Linked DNA regions of Homo sapiens: region 2 is linked to region 1. The links are chromatin contacts, found by Hi-C or POLR2A ChIA-PET in ENCODE. All regions are on one chromosome and are shown on one strand. The core of a region is the stretch at or near the end of the contact, and the rest is flanking DNA. Distances in the headings are between cores, read along the strand shown.

Region 1 (7,431 bases), core at 4,932-7,431:
ATGAATGAGAACGTGTGGTGTTTGGTCTTCTGTTCCTGTGTTAGTTTGCTGAGGATGATGTCCCTGCAAAGGACATGATCTCATTCTTTCTCATGGCTGCATAGTATTCCATGGTGTATATGTACCACATTTTCTTTATCCGGTCTATCATTGATGGGCATTTGGGTTGACACGAAGTCTTTGCTATTGTGAATAATGCTGCAATAAACATACGTGTGCATGTGTATTTATAGAAGAATGATTTATAATCCTCTGGGTATACCTCTGGTTTAAACCTCAATGACAGTGTCTGGCTGCTGGGAGAGCTTGCAGTCAAACCTCCATGATATGCCAGCATGGTTCTTAGCTCACCAGGCACTGGGAATTGGTGAGGTTTATCCCGGATGGCCCTGCGAAGTTGACATTTCTTCTCCTTTGGCGTTGCTCAGTTTGTGCCTTTCAAAGAACCAAAATGGGTTCCAAAACTCTGATCTGAGCTCTAGAAAATTGTTTTGCTCAACCTTTTCTTCAGGTCAAATGATTGATTTTATGATCCAGGCTACTCAGAGAAAACTCTGCTTACAAGAGGAGGTGAGAATCACAGGAGAAAGACATTGAGGGTTACAAACAAAAAGTGGCAAAATACAGACAGGCTTTTTATTATTATTATTTTTCTGAAAAAGAAGATGCTTAAAAATTGGAATGAATAACTTCATTTTTTTTCTGAGATAGAGTCTTGCACTGTTGCCCAGGCTGGAGTGCAATGGCACAATCTTGGCTCACTGCAACCTCCACCTCCTGGGTTCAAGTGATTCTCCTGCCTCAGCCTCCAGAGTAGCTGGGACTACAGGCATGTGCCACCATGCCCAGCTAATTTTTATATTTTTTGTAGAGATGGGGTCTTGCTATGTTGCCCAGGCTGGTGTCAAAATCCTGGGCTCAAGCAATCCTTCCACCTAGGCCTCCCAAAGTGCTGGGATTATAGGCATGAGCCACTGCACCCAGCCAAATAACCCACAATTTTATTAATTAAATATACAACACTGAAATATACTTGAATAGCACTGAAGACAAATGAGGATAGGAGTGAGAAAAAGGGAGAGTGAATAGTTGGGGTGGAGAAGCAGAGGAGTAAGTAAGAGAGGGGTGGAACAGGGGGAGACCACGCCTGACATTGTTGGGGGAAAGATGGGGAGCAGGAGAGAGCCTCTGTGTAAGCGCCACCCAGCACCAAGCCCCAAAGGCTGTCTGTCAATCAATCACTCCTGACACCAGCTGCTTTTCCCTCCAGCGCCAAGGGAATACTGCAGAATCTTCCCAAATGAGGGCAATTTGTGCCCCAGTGGACATTTGACAATGTCTGGACTCATGTTTTGTTGTCACAACTGGGTGTGGGGGTTCCTGGCATCTAGCCAGGAGAGGCCAGGGATGCTGCTCCACCTCCTACAGAACACAGGACGGCCCCCACAACTCTGAGTGACCCAGCTCAAAATGTCCACCTTGGTGTGGTTGGCCCAGTGCCGTGGCTCACGCCTGTAATCCCAGCACTACTTTGGGAGGCCAAGGCAGGTGGACCACTAGAGCCTAGGAGTTTGAGAGCAGCCTGGGTAACATAGCGAAACACTGTCTCTATTATTATTTTTCTAAAAATTGGTGCAGTCGAGAAATGCTGGAACAGCGTGACAGTCTGAGCAATTCACATCTGGACCATGGTAGGCAGTGATCAAAGGCATGATGAACATGAGCTCACAGGAGATGCTGACCCCCACTTAGGTATGTCTTCAGGTCCTCTTGGGGCGAAGTGCTAGCATGTGCAGCCCGACCATGAGCTCACAGGAGAAAATACCCCCGGCTTTAGGTATGTCTTCAGGTCCTCCAGGAGCAAAGCGCTAATGTGTGCACCCCACCATCTGTGTTTCAGGGCACATTCCAATGCAATCTCAAACTGCTGTTTTACCTTCAGTGGCCATTTCCTGTGTACAAGCTCCTGGGATAAAAACTTAAAAATATGGAACGTCCACACAGGGGAGTTTCGAAACTGTGGAGCCTGTGTGACTCTGATGCAGGGCCATGAAGGTTCTGTCAGTTCCTGTCACTTTGCCAGAGACAGTGAGTAATTAACATGCAGAAGGCCTCCATTCCTGTGGGAGTGCTGGGCAGAGTTCTCCATGTTCCGTTCAAATGGACAGAGAGGCAATTTCCAATGATGCTGACAGGGAGGGCGGATTCTTCCCCACGAGAACAAAAAACCCAAGAGGGAAGACCACAGGTACCAGTTTACAGTGGTAGAAACTCAGCTCAATGTGGCGTATGCAACCAAAGAAATTGATTAATCCTGTAATGGAAAAGTCCAAGAGCACGTCTGACTTCAGGCATGGATGGGACAAGAGAGTCAATGCTGTTGGGAACCCAACCCTTCCACTCTGTCTTTCAACCTAGCTTCCCTCTGTATCAGCCTTTACCCCCAAGGAGGCAAAGATGGCCGGATGAGGTGCCTTATGCCTGTAATCCCAATGCTTTGGGAGGCCAAGGTGGGAGGACTGCTTGAAGCCAGGAGTTCAAGACCAGCCTGGGCAACACAGCAAGACCCTGTCTCTACAAAAAAATTAAAAAATTAGCTGGGTGTGGTGGTGCACACCTGTAGTCTCAGCTCTTCAAGAGGCTGAGGTGGGAGGATCACTTGAGCCCAGGAGTTTGAGGCTGCAGTGAGCTATGATTGTGCTACTGCACTCCAGCCTGGGCAACAGAGTGAGACCCTGTGTCTAAAAAGAAAAAAAAAAAGGCCAGGCACAATGGCTCATGCCTGTAATCCCAGCACTTTGGGAGGCTGAGGTGGGCGGATCACCTGAGGTCAGGAGTTCAAGATCAGCCTGGCCAACATGGTGAAACCCCATCTCTACTAAAAAATACAAAAATTAGCCAGGTGTGGTGGTGGATGCCTGTAATTCCAGCTATTCGGGAGCCTCAGGCAGGAGAATCGCTTGAACCCGGGAGGCGGAGGCTGCAGTGAGCCAAGATTGCACCACTGCACTCCAGCCTGGGTGACAGAGCGAGACTCTGTCTCAATATATATATATATGTATATATATGTGTATATATATATATATGTATATATATGTGTATATATATATGTATATATGTGTATATATATGTATATATGTGTATATATGTATATATATGTGTATATATATATGTATGTGTATATATGTGTGTGTGTATGTATATATGTATGTATGTGTGTGTGTGTATGTATGTATATATATATATATATATATATATATATATATATATATATATATATATAAAATTAAAGAGGTAAAGAGGACCTTTAGTGGTCCAGCTCAGCCTAGTTCTGGCCCCTGGCAGTCCTGGAGAAAGAGACCTTCTGTCTGATGGTGCCAGAACAAGTCCCAGGGAAGACTCCCATTGGCTCAGCTTGGGACACATGTCCATCTCTTAATGAATCACTTAGGGGGCAACGAAAGCCTCTGATTGGCCAGGTCTGGGTGACTTGCCCACCTGCAGAGCTAGGGTTGGGGTCAGAACCCCCTGATGCAGAGGGACTAAGAGTAGGCAAGGAGTGTTTCCCCACAGGAAATTGGGAGCTGTTGCCAGATAAAGGGACATAGAGGTGAATGGGGGCAGTGACAGGAAGCCACCGCGGCTAGCCAGCTCCAGGGAGGGAAGTGGGTGCTCTTGACACTCAGGAGCCAAACATATGCTCCCCTATCCTGGTGAGAAGTGGGGCTTGCTCTGTGTGTCTGGGGGCCTCAGCTGGCACACATGCCACTGGGGCCTGGCTTGAGAAGCACTAGGGTGCTTCTGGGCAACTTTCCCTCTTCAGCAGCACCCCTTGTCTAAGTCCCACTGTGAGGCACCCTGCCAGCTTCTGTCCTTGGCTTTATGGGGTTCAGAATCACATGCAGTTGAGCCAAAATTGTGCCACTGCGCTCCTACACTCTAGCCTGGGTGACGGAGTGAGACTCTGTCTCAAAAAAAGAAAAAAAGAAAGAAAAAAAAAAGAATCACATGCAGTTAATCATTATTATTCCTGATTCTGTATTTGTGAAGTCACCTACTTGCTGATATTTATTTGTAAACCTAAAGTCAACATTCATGGCACTTTCAAGGTCACTCACAGATGTGAAGAGCAGCAAAAAATCTAAGTCACCTCCCAGCTGAGGTTGGACAAGGCAACACTCTGCCTTCTTGTTTCACCTCCCACGTGGTAAAATGTCCTTTTTGTGGTCTATTTAGTGCCACCATTTTTTTTTGTTGTTGTTTGTTTGTTTTGCTCCCTCTGTTGCCCAGGCTGGAGCGCAGTTGCGCGATCTTGGCTCACTGCAACCTCTGCCTCCTGGGTTCAAGCGATTCTCCTGCTTCAGCCTTCCAAGTAGCTTGGATTACAGGTGCGCACTACCATGCCTGGCTAATTTTTGTATTTTTGGTAGAGATGGGGTTTCGCCATGTTGTCCAGGCTGGTCTTGAACTCCTGTCCTCATGTGATCTGCCTGCCTCAGCCTCCCAAAGTGCTGGGATTACAGACGTGAGCCACCACACCTGGGCTTTCTTTTGCTTTTTGTTAGTGATTTTGCTGTGTAAAATGGCTCCCTTGGCCGTGTGTGGTGGCTCACAGCTTTAATTTCAGTGCTGGGGGGGTGCTGAGGCGGGAGTATTGCTTGAACCCAGGAGTTTGAGATCAGCCTGGGCAACATAGTGAGACCCCATCTCTACCAAAACAAAAAAAAAAAATTTAGCCAGGTGTGCTGGCACCTGCTTGTAGTCCCAGCTACTTGGTAACTGAAGTGGGAGGATTGCTTGAGACCAGGAGTTTGAAGCTGCTGTGAGCTGATTGCATCACTGCACTCTAGCCTGGGTGACAGAGCAAGACCTTATCTCTAAAAATAAATAAATAAATAAATAAATAAATAAATAAATAAATAAATAAATAACAAATAAAATGATCCCTAACCACAGTGCCGAAGTGCTGTTTGCCGTTCCTAAGCGCGAGAGTGCTATGATGGGGAAAATGCATGCATCCATTCAGGCATGAGTTACAGCTGTTGGTTGTGAGTTCAATGTAAACAAATCAACAGTATATATGCAATAAGGTGTCTTTAAACAGAAACACACATAAAACAAAGTTACGTACTGATCAACTGATGAGAATGTGACCAGAGCTCGCAGGAAACTGACCCTGTATTTCCCCTAGGAGCGATGGTTCAGTATTCACTAATTCAGTGTCTGCAAAAACTGCAGAGGCCCCCAACCTTTCTGGCGCCAGGGACAGGTTTCATGGAAGACAACTTTTCCACAAATGGGAGCTGTGGAGGATGGTTTCGGGATGACCCAAGTGTATTACATTTATTGTGCCCTTTATTTTTATTATTATTACATTGTAATATATAGTGAAATAATTATACAAGTCAGCATCATGTAGAATCAGTGGGAGCCCTGAGCTTGTTTTCCTGCAACTAGATGGTCCCATCTGGGGGTGATGGGAGACAGTGACAGATCATCAGGCATTAGATTCTCATAAAGAGTGCACAACCTAATCCCTCGCATCCGCAGTTCACAATAGGGTTCATGCTCCCGTGAGAATCGAATGCTGCAGCTGATCTGACAGGAGGCCGAGCTCAGGTGGTAATACGAGCGATGGGGAGTGGCTGTAAATACAGATGAAGCTTTGGCTTGCTTGCCTACCACTCACTGTCTGCTGGGTGGCCTGGTTCCCAACAGGCCATGGATTGGTACCAGTCTGTGGCCCAGGGACTGGGGACCCCTGTCATAGAACATGACTACTGTAAATGATAAGAATCAGCTGTAATTGGCTTGGGGTCGTGGAGCCACTCCAGGAAGGGGTTTCAGTGTTGTCAGAGTGAGATGAGGTGGTGCCTCGCCAAGGCATCTTCAGCTGGCTTTGGGCTCACTTGGCTTGGAAAGTTGACCCCCATCTCCACCCTTTCATTTTCTGTTGCAGGCTCTTTTCTCATTTCTGGAGGGTTTGATAGGACTGTGGCTATTTGGGATGTAGCAGAAGGCTACCGGAAGCTCTCTTTGAAGGTACATGTGGCCAGCATGAGATTGAGGATCTGAACTTCCCTCCCGAGTCCTTCCTGTGCTCAATGCTGGTTGCTGGGGACACAGCTGTGAGTGACACAGGCCTTGATGCCTCTGTGGGCTGATGAAGGACAGACAGGAAGCCAGCAAACACACCACCGACTGTGAGGAGTGAAATGGAGAAACCACAACAGGGTGACATGATGGGGACAGAGGCGGGGGACCCATCCACATTGCATGGGCAGAGCTTCCTGGAGAAGGAGGTGTTTGAGCTGAGAACAGAAAGGACTACATAAGTGGGGATCTTGAAGAAGAAGGGCAGTCCAGGCAGATGGAACAGCTGATGCAAAAACCCTGAGGTGGGAGTGTCTAAGAACAGCAGAAGTTACTGTGCAGGCCTGGGCACTGTGGCTCACTCCTGTAATCCCAGTACTTTGGGAGGCTGAGGTGGGCGGATCACCTGAGGTCAGGAGTTTGAGACCAGCCTGGCCAACATGGTGAAACCCCCGTCTCTACTAAAAATACAAAAATCAGCCGGGTGTGGTGGTGCAAACCTGTAGTCCCAGCTACTTGGGAGGCTGAGGTGGGAGGATCGCTTGAACCCGGGAGGCGGAGGTTGCACTGGGCCAAGATTGTGCCACTGCACTCCAGCCTGGGCGATAGACTGAGATTCTGTCTCTAACAAAACAAAACAAAACAAAAAACAGAAATTACCTTGAAGAGAGACGCATGCCCTAGTGAGGCATGCACAGAAAGCTTGGGGTTCCAAAATGGGGATGTCAACTGAATGCTCTGGGCTACAAGTGAGAGGATGAGAGGAGCCCCAACTCAGAGTGGCTCTATGATACGGGGATGTGTTATCCAACACAGCAAGAACCCACAATTGCCTCATGCTGTGCCCCTGTTCCCCCAAGGGGCCCCACACCCCAGGATTTCTGCATACTCCCTGGTTTCACGATCTCACTGTCACCTTTGGCTGTGAATGCGTGCATCCCTGATTCTTGGTCTTTCTGTTCCCAGGGACACAAAGTAGACATGTGTCCTTGAGCAGCCCATATTCAGGTCCCTGGGGCTGGTCTATCTGAGCTGTCTTCTCCTAGGACTTGGGGAGACAAAGCGAGTTTCCTCACAGCAAATAAACGGATTAAAATGGAATGTTAAACCTCTCTGTGCTTAAAGTCCCTCTGTCATCTAGGCACAGTGGCTCATGCCTGTAATCCCAGCACTTTGGGAGGCTGAGGCTGGAGGATCATTGGAGGTCAGGAGTTCGAGACCAGCCTGGCCAACATAGTGAAACACCATCTCTACTAAAAATACAAAAATTAGCCAGGTGTGGTCATGCCCACCTGTAGTCCCAGCTACTTGGGAGGCTGAGGCATAAGAATCTCTAGA
Region 2 (7,431 bases), core at 3,365-5,864, 1.1 Mb after region 1:
CAACATGGTAAGGGGCCGTCTCCACCAAACAAACAAACGACAAAACTTGCCACCATCATTCCTAGCTCCTTTTCCAGCCTACAAAAGCAAGAGGACACTAGCACCCAGGCACACTTCCTCCAAGCCAGCTGTCCTCTTCCCTCTTACAACTCTCCTCCTGTGGCTCGGGTCCTACAGCCCAGCCCCTCATCTCAGGAACACTCTTGCCCTACTCTCCGTTACTCAACCTTCTGAAGAATCATTGCTCCACCTTCTTCCCTTTCACCTAAAAGCTACTGGACAAGTCCCTTAGTAGAAAGGAGATGTCTACAGGCCAGCACGATGGCTCACGCCTGTAATCCCTGCACTTTGGGAAGCTGAGCAGGGCAGATCACCTGAGGTCAGGAGTTCGAGACCAGCCTTGCCAACATGATGAAACCCCGTCTCTACTAAAAATACAAAAATTAGCTGGGCGTGGTGGCGGGTGCCTGTAATCCCAGACACCCAGGGGCTGAGGCAGGAGAATCGCTTGAACCTGGTAGGAGGAGGTTGCAATGGGCCGAGATTGCACCACTGCACTCCAGCCTGGGTGACAGAGTGAGATTCCATCTCAAAAATTGATAAACAAATAAAATAAAGAAAGATGTCTATAGTTGTCAACCTGCAGTGAATCCTCAGTACTACTGGGAAATTCTACCATGTTTCTTTTGTCCACTCACCTTTGTGCTTCCAGACCTTTCCCACTCCCCTCACTCTTTGCTGCAGTCTAAGGTAAACCTACCACCAAGCATTTTATTTATGGATTTATGTATTTTGAGACAGAGTCTCGCTCTGTCACCCAGGCTGGAGTGCAGTGGTGCAATCATGGCTCACTGCAACTTTGAACTCCCTGGGCTCAAGTGATCCTCTCACTCCAGCTTCCTAAGTAGCTGGGACTACAGGTGTATGCCAATGTGCCTAGTTAATTTTTGTATTTTTTGTAGAGACAGGGTTTCACTATGTTGCCCAGGCTGATCTCAAACTCCTAGGCTCAAGCAATGAGCCCACCTTGGCCTTCCAAAGTGTTGGGATTACTACTGTGAGCCACCAGGCCCGATCCCACCAAGCATTTTAGATCCCCTCCTTCAAGCCTTTTCAGAACCTTCACAAGAAGAACCAGATCATCTCTCTCCTATATCCTCAGCCACTTTCAACCAGATCTTCCTCTTTGACCTTAAAACATGTTTAAGTCTCTTCTACCTTAAAAAAGCAACCACCAAGGCCAGGTGCAGTGGCTCACACCTGTAATCCCAGCACTTTGGGAGGCCGAGGCGGTGGATCACTTGAGGCCACGAATTCAAGGCCAGCCTGGCCAGCATGGTGAAACCCCGTCTCTACTAAAAATACACAAATTAGCTGGGCATGGTGGTGCGTGCCTGTAATTCCAGCTACTCGGGAGGCTGAGACAGGAGAATTGCTTAAAACTGGGAGGGAGGCCGGGCACAGTGTCTCACACCTGCAATCTCAGCACTTTGGGAGGCCGAGGCGGGCGGATCACGAGGCCAGGAGATCGAGACCATCCTGGCTAACATGGTGAAACACCGTCTCTACTAAAAATACAAAAAAAAATTAGCCGGGCGTGGTGGCGGGCGCCTGTAGTTCCAGCTACTCAGGAGGCTGAGGCAGGAGAATGGTGTGAACCCGGGAGGCGGAGCTTGCAGTGAGCCGAGATTGCGCCTTTGGACTCCAGCCTGGGTGACAGAGTGAGATTCCGTCCAAAAAAAAAATTCAACCACCAAGAAAGGTATCCCCTCAATCTACACTGACATCTCCAGCACATACCTCTCTTCTAAGCTCCAGATCCTCATCCCCAAGTGCCTTATTGGTGCCTCTTCTTTGATGCCATGTTCACACTGGAACTCGGGCCATTCTTCCCATCCTCCACCCTCCCAAATATGGTCCTCTTCCGGGGCTTCCCAAAACAATGAGTGCCAGCACTACAATGGCTCATCCCAGAGACCCAGGAGACATTCATGATTCCTACCTCTTCCTCACCCTCCATATCCATTTCACCACTGATTTTACATCAATTTTATTCCAAAATCTTTCTCAAATTTGACTTTCTTTTTTTTTTCCATCCCCATTGCCACTACCATAGTCCATGAATGGTTTTCAAAGGGAGGTTCATGTACCCCATAGTATGGGAAGGCAATCCATTGGGATACTGGGAGAAAATATTAGAACTTCTACATTTCTTTCTTTTTTTTTTTTTTTTTTGAGATGGAGTCTCGCTCTGTCACCCAGGCTGGAGTGCAGTGGCGCAATCTCGGCTCACTGCAAGCTCTGCCTCCCGGGTTCACACAGTTCTCCTGCCTCAGCCTCCAGAGTAGCTGGGAATACAGGCGTCCACCACCACGCCCGGCTAATTTTTTGTTGTATTTTTAGTAGAGACGGGGTTTCACCATGTTAGCCAGGATGGTCTCGATCTCCTGACCTCATGATCCGCCCACCTCGGCCTCCCAAAGTGTTGGGATTACAGGCGTGAACCACTGCACCCGGCCTCTTTTTTTTTTTTTTTTGAGATAGATTCTCGCTTCATCGCCAAGGCTGGAATACAGTGGCGTAATCTCAGCTCACTGCAACCTCTGCCTCCCAGGTTCAAGTTGTTCTCCTGCTTCGGCCTTCCAAGTAGCTGGGATTATAGGCCTCCACCACCACGCCTGGCTAACTTTTTGTATTTTTAGTACAGATGGGATTTCACCATGTTAGCCAGGATGGTCTCGATCTCCTGACCTCATGATCCGCCCACCTCGGCCTCCCAAAGTGTTGGGATTACAGGCGTGAACCACTGCACCCGGCCTCTTTTTTTTTTTTTTTTGAGATAGATTCTCGCTTCATCGCCAAGGCTGGAATACAGTGGCGTAATCTCAGCTCACTGCAACCTCTGCCTCCCAGGTTCAAGTTGTTCTCCTGCTTCGACCTTCCAAGTAGCTGGGATTATAGGCCTCCACCACCACGCCTGGCTAACTTTTTGTATTTTTAGTACAGATGGGATTTCACCATGTTGGCCAGGCTGGTCTGGAGCTCCTGACCTCAGGTGATCCTCCTGCCTCAGCCTCCCATAGTGCTGGGATTACAGGCATGAGCCACCATGCCTGGCCCGTCTCTATGTTTTTGACTACTCTAGGTACCTTATGTAAGTGGAATCATAGGATATTTGTCTTTGTGACTGGTTTCTTTTGGCATAATATCTTCAAAGCTCATCTATTTGCATCGTAGCTGGGATTATAGGCATGCGCCACCACGCCTGGCTGATTTTGTATTTTTAGTAGAGACGGGGTTTCATCATGTTGGTCAGGCTGGTCTCGAACTCCTGACCTCAGGTGATCCACGCGCCTTGGCCTCCCAAAGTGCTGGGATTACAGGCGTAAGCCACGGCGCCCGGCCTCCTTCAACGCTGAGTAATATTCTATTGTTATGTTTATACCACATTTTGTGAACCCATTCACCCGTGGATGGACATTGGGTTGCTTCCACCTTCTGACTAATATGAACATGGGTGTACACATTTATATCCACTCTTGCCTCCCCTCCGTAGTCCTTCCTTCTCCACACTGCATCTAGAGTAACCCCTTTACACTCTCAAGTATGGACAAATCACCTCTTGCTTAAAACTCATTAGTTTTGCAACACTGTCAAGTAAGACCTAACTTCTCACCACTCTGATTTATTATTGGAACACAAAACTGGGCCATGCTCCGTGGCTCAAGCACTTTGGGAGGCCGAGGTGGGCGGAACACCTGAGGTCAGGAGTTTGAGACCAGCGTGGCCAACATGGGGAAATCCCGTCTCTACTAATAACACAAAAATTAGCCGGGCGTGGTGGCGCACGCTTGTAATCGCAGCTATCCGGGAGGCTGAGGCAGGAGAATCACTTGAACCCGGGAGGTGGAGGTTGCAGCGAGCCAAGATCACGTCACTGCACTCCAGCCTGGGCGATAGAGCAAGACTCCGTCTCAAACAAACAAAACCCACAGAACTGGAAGACCCTTGCTGCTGCTTCTGCGTAATGTGTTCTCCTCCCTTCTCGTTTTTTTTTTTTTTTTTCTCCCTTCTACCCCTTAGGACCTCAGCTCCTGCTCTTTCCCTGGGGGAATTCCGGATCACTCTCCTTTACTAGGTCAGGGTACTCTCTCCCTCCCTCTTACTCTTTCCCCTCCTACCACTTGTCACCATTGGTACTATATTATCACCCGGATATGTGACAATGGTATTGTGTATTTACCACTAAGGAATAAACTTATGAGGGAGAGAGCACTACCCGTTCCTGCAGTGCCCGTCGGGGCCTGGCATCTAGGAAACACTCCATACGCCAGTAATCGATTTCAGTCAATTTCAGTAATAAATCCAGGAGGACGCAGCCCGACCCCTCCCGCCCGGGGGCCAAGCCATGGTGGGGGATCTGGGTGGACCTCCGGCTCTGGCCGCCAGTCCTCAACCTCCGCCCCGGCCGTCCCGCTTGGGGGCCCAGGGTCCCAGGAGAGGAGGCTCCGGGGCGCCCCCTCCCCTCTAATGCGAGAGGAGAGTCCGCTCTAGGCGCGGGATCCGCAACCTCCCCGCGTCCGCCCGAGGCGGGGGCGGGGCCGGACCGGAGACGTAACTTCCGGTGTACACAGCCGGTCCAAGGCGGTGCGCTGGGGGCCGGGGCGCGTCGCAGGTGAGGAGCGGGCGCGGCGGGCGCAGGCGGGGGCTGGCGGGCGGGGTCGGGCGGTGGGCGGTGGGCAGCGGGGCCGCGGGCCGCAGCCAGGGCAGACGGCGAGACGGGCCCGCGGGGCGCCGCTCCGCTCGGGGCCGCAGGGCGCGGGGCCGTGGGCTCCCGCCCCTTGCCCGCCCGCTGTGGAGGACGCCGGGCTTTGCGGGCGCTGGCCGGCCGACGGAAGCCCGGAGGGGCCTCCTGGCGCGAACCCGGGACCTGGGGGCGCGTCGGAGACTCGGCGGCCGCGGCACCGCAGGGGCGGGTCGGCGCCCGTCAGGCGGGGAAAGGGGACGCTCCCTCGGTTCGCCGGGGCCCGGGAGGTCGCGCTGGCGCCAGGACCCGCTCCCGGAAGCCCGCGGAGGGAGGGCGGCCTGCTGGCGGCAGGGGTCCGCTGGGGCTAGCCGGGGAGGCGGCCCTCACGCCATCCCGGGGCTGCCGGGCGGGCTGCGCGCACCTTCCCGGCGGCGCCAGGCTGCCGAGGAACGCGCTTTTCCGGCCCTGCGGAGCCAGCTGGCGCATTGGGCCCGAGGGGAGGGTCCGCGGGGACCGGGAGGGCCGGGGCTGAGCGTGGAGGACCCGAGCCCGAGGGACGAGCGCAGAGTCAGGGGTGTGTCTTTCTGCGCCGCGCGGTGCGAGGAAAGAAGCGTGCCTGGTTGGCATGATAAGAATTTTGTTTAGACTTTTTAGAAATTTTCCAGAGACTCAGCTTTGGGGGCCTCCAGTTTGAAAATACCTTGTTCTGGTCCCTCATCCCCATTATAAAAGCAGTTAATTCTCCTTTCCTGGCAAAACACTCAAGACGACACAAAAAGTCTTAAGGTAGAAAATGACAGTCATCTGCCAGTCTACCATTCAGTGACAACCACTGCTAACATTTTGGTGATAATCAATAAATACAGATAGGTATTGTTATTTTTATGGACTTTACAGTATGTGATTTAACCACCGATGAGCATTGAGATAGTTTCCAATTTGTCACAAGATAAACAATTCTGCCGGAAGGATTTGTTTGATATGGTCTTTTTTTTTTTTTTTTAATAAGAGACTGTTGCCCAGGCTGGTCTCAAAACTTCTGGCCTCAAGCGACCCTCACGCCTTCGCCTTCCAAAGTGTTGGGATTACAAGTGTGAGATATTACACCTGGTCTGATTGTTATCTTAGAATAAATTTACAAATGGGGTCAAAGGTAACTTTATTTGTTTTTTTTTGAGACAGTCTCCCTCTGTCACCCAGGCTGGAGTGCAGTGGCGGGATCTAGATTAACTGCAACCTTAGCCTCCCGGGTTCGAGCGATTCTCCTGCTTTAGTCTCCCGAGTAGCTGAGATTACAGGCACCCACCACGCCCGGCTAATTTTTGTATTTTTAGTAGAGACAGGGTTTCGCCCAGTTGACCAGGTTGGTCTCGAACTCCTGACCTCAGGTGATCCGCCTGGCTCGGCGTTCCAAAGTGCTGGGATTATAGGCGTGAGCCACCGTGTCCGGCCGTAACGTTCAATTTTTAAGAATACATAGTATTTGTTTTCCTTTGACATATTTGGACAATTTTTCTGTCTCTTTGTCATAAAAAAAAATTCCAGCCTGGCGCGATGGCTCATGCCTGTAATCCCAGCACTTTGGGAGGCCGAGGCGGGCGGATCACTTGAGGTCAGGAGTTCTAGACCAGCCTGGCCAACGTGGTGAAACCCGGATTCAACTAAAAAAATACAAAAAAACACATTAGCCAAGCATGGTGGCGCGCTCCTGTAGTCCCAGCTACTTGGGAGGCTGAGGCAGGAGAATCGCTTGAGCCCAGGAGGCGAAGGTTGCAGTGAGCCGAGGTCGTGCCACTGCGCTCCAGCCTGGGCAACAGAGTGAGACTCCATCTCAAAAAAAAAAAAAAAGAAATTCATGTTTGCGTCTCATCGTTTCATGGTTTTATTTTTTTGCCTTTAGTCTACCTAAAATTCATTCTTGGTTTAAAATATGAAATATTTTGTAAATGGCTAGTCAGTTCCAGATTTATTGAATAATATGTAAGCTTTATCATTTTATCATATTTTAGACTAAAAGTTCTAAGTGTATGTTTGTAAGGGCTACTTACAAAGTTCATATTTACATTTTGTGTGTGCTTAGATGTTTTCAAGTGTCTTTAAAAATCACAGTATTTTCTTTTCACAGTATCTTCACAATATTTTGTTTTAAAAAGAAATCATTTTCCAATACAAGTACAGGGAATATTTCATGTTTGAGATTTTTTTTTTCTTTTTAAAGCAAAAAGTTTAGTTTATTGCCGTTTCATTTGCTTTCTTGCTGACAAGATAACAAACTCCATATGAAGAGTTCAGGTTTGTTGTGGCAACTTTTCAGTGTGGCATTTGAGATTCTAATCTTCCTCTATTTTTGCACACAAATACGTAGGTTGGCATTGGAGACCAAGATAGAAAAGTTCTCAGATTCCCTTGGCAAGCCTAGATTTTTCAATCTAAAATTATCTCCAGATGTTTGGAAGACCATGTTTTAAGCATCCTTTTTTTTTTTTTTAAGCAAATTGCACATGATTCTGTGAAAATTTTAGTAAATGTTTGTTCTGTTGAAAACCTATAGCCTAATACATCAGGATCCATGTGTCAAGTGGGTCTTCCAAGTCTATAGGAAATAATTGTTTCTGAAAGCTAGCAGGCTGGGATATCACATGGGTTGGGTGTCCACTCTCTTTTTTTTTGAGTCGGAGTCTCCC

Evidence for each region. Hi-C counts contacts between places; a loop is a spot of excess contacts on that map. ChIA-PET counts read pairs that join two places held with the same protein, here RNA polymerase II (POLR2A). Pooled maps may share reads with other maps.
Region 2: a pooled map shows a loop between it and region 1 (4-fold over the local background). The contact joins the promoter of GARRE1 here to the enhancer-like site in region 1. A Hi-C loop is called at or near these places in 1 of 168 maps with a recorded cell type or tissue (CD4-positive, alpha-beta memory T cell) and 8 of 50 pooled maps. POLR2A ChIA-PET finds 5 or more read pairs at or near these places in 3 of 52 experiments (GM12878, activated naive CD4-positive, alpha-beta T cell and naive thymus-derived CD8-positive, alpha-beta T cell).

Annotation. Positions count from the first base shown.
Region 1 is chr19:33,154,455-33,161,885 of GRCh38, forward strand. It overlaps WDR88 (WD repeat domain 88), which reads left to right. Exons shown (of 11, transcript NM_173479.4): 7 at 1,901-2,088; 8 at 5,960-6,042. LOC124904691 (a long non-coding RNA gene) reads right to left here. Exons shown (of 2, transcript XR_007067228.1): 2 at 5,317-6,201. Among named protein-coding and RNA genes, the nearest start is that of TRT-AGT1-3, 19 kb to the right of the region's middle. RefSeq lists enhancers at 6,049-6,458, 6,802-6,971 and a cis regulatory region at 6,887. Within about 2 kb of position 6,182, at least 4 of the 41 ENCODE cell types and tissues checked have a DNase peak (open chromatin) inside an H3K27ac peak, as active enhancers do.
Region 2 is chr19:34,249,940-34,257,370 of GRCh38, forward strand. It overlaps GARRE1 (granule associated Rac and RHOG effector 1), which reads left to right and starts at 4,615. Exons shown (of 14, transcript NM_014686.5): 1 at 4,615-4,675. RefSeq lists an enhancer at 4,912-5,433.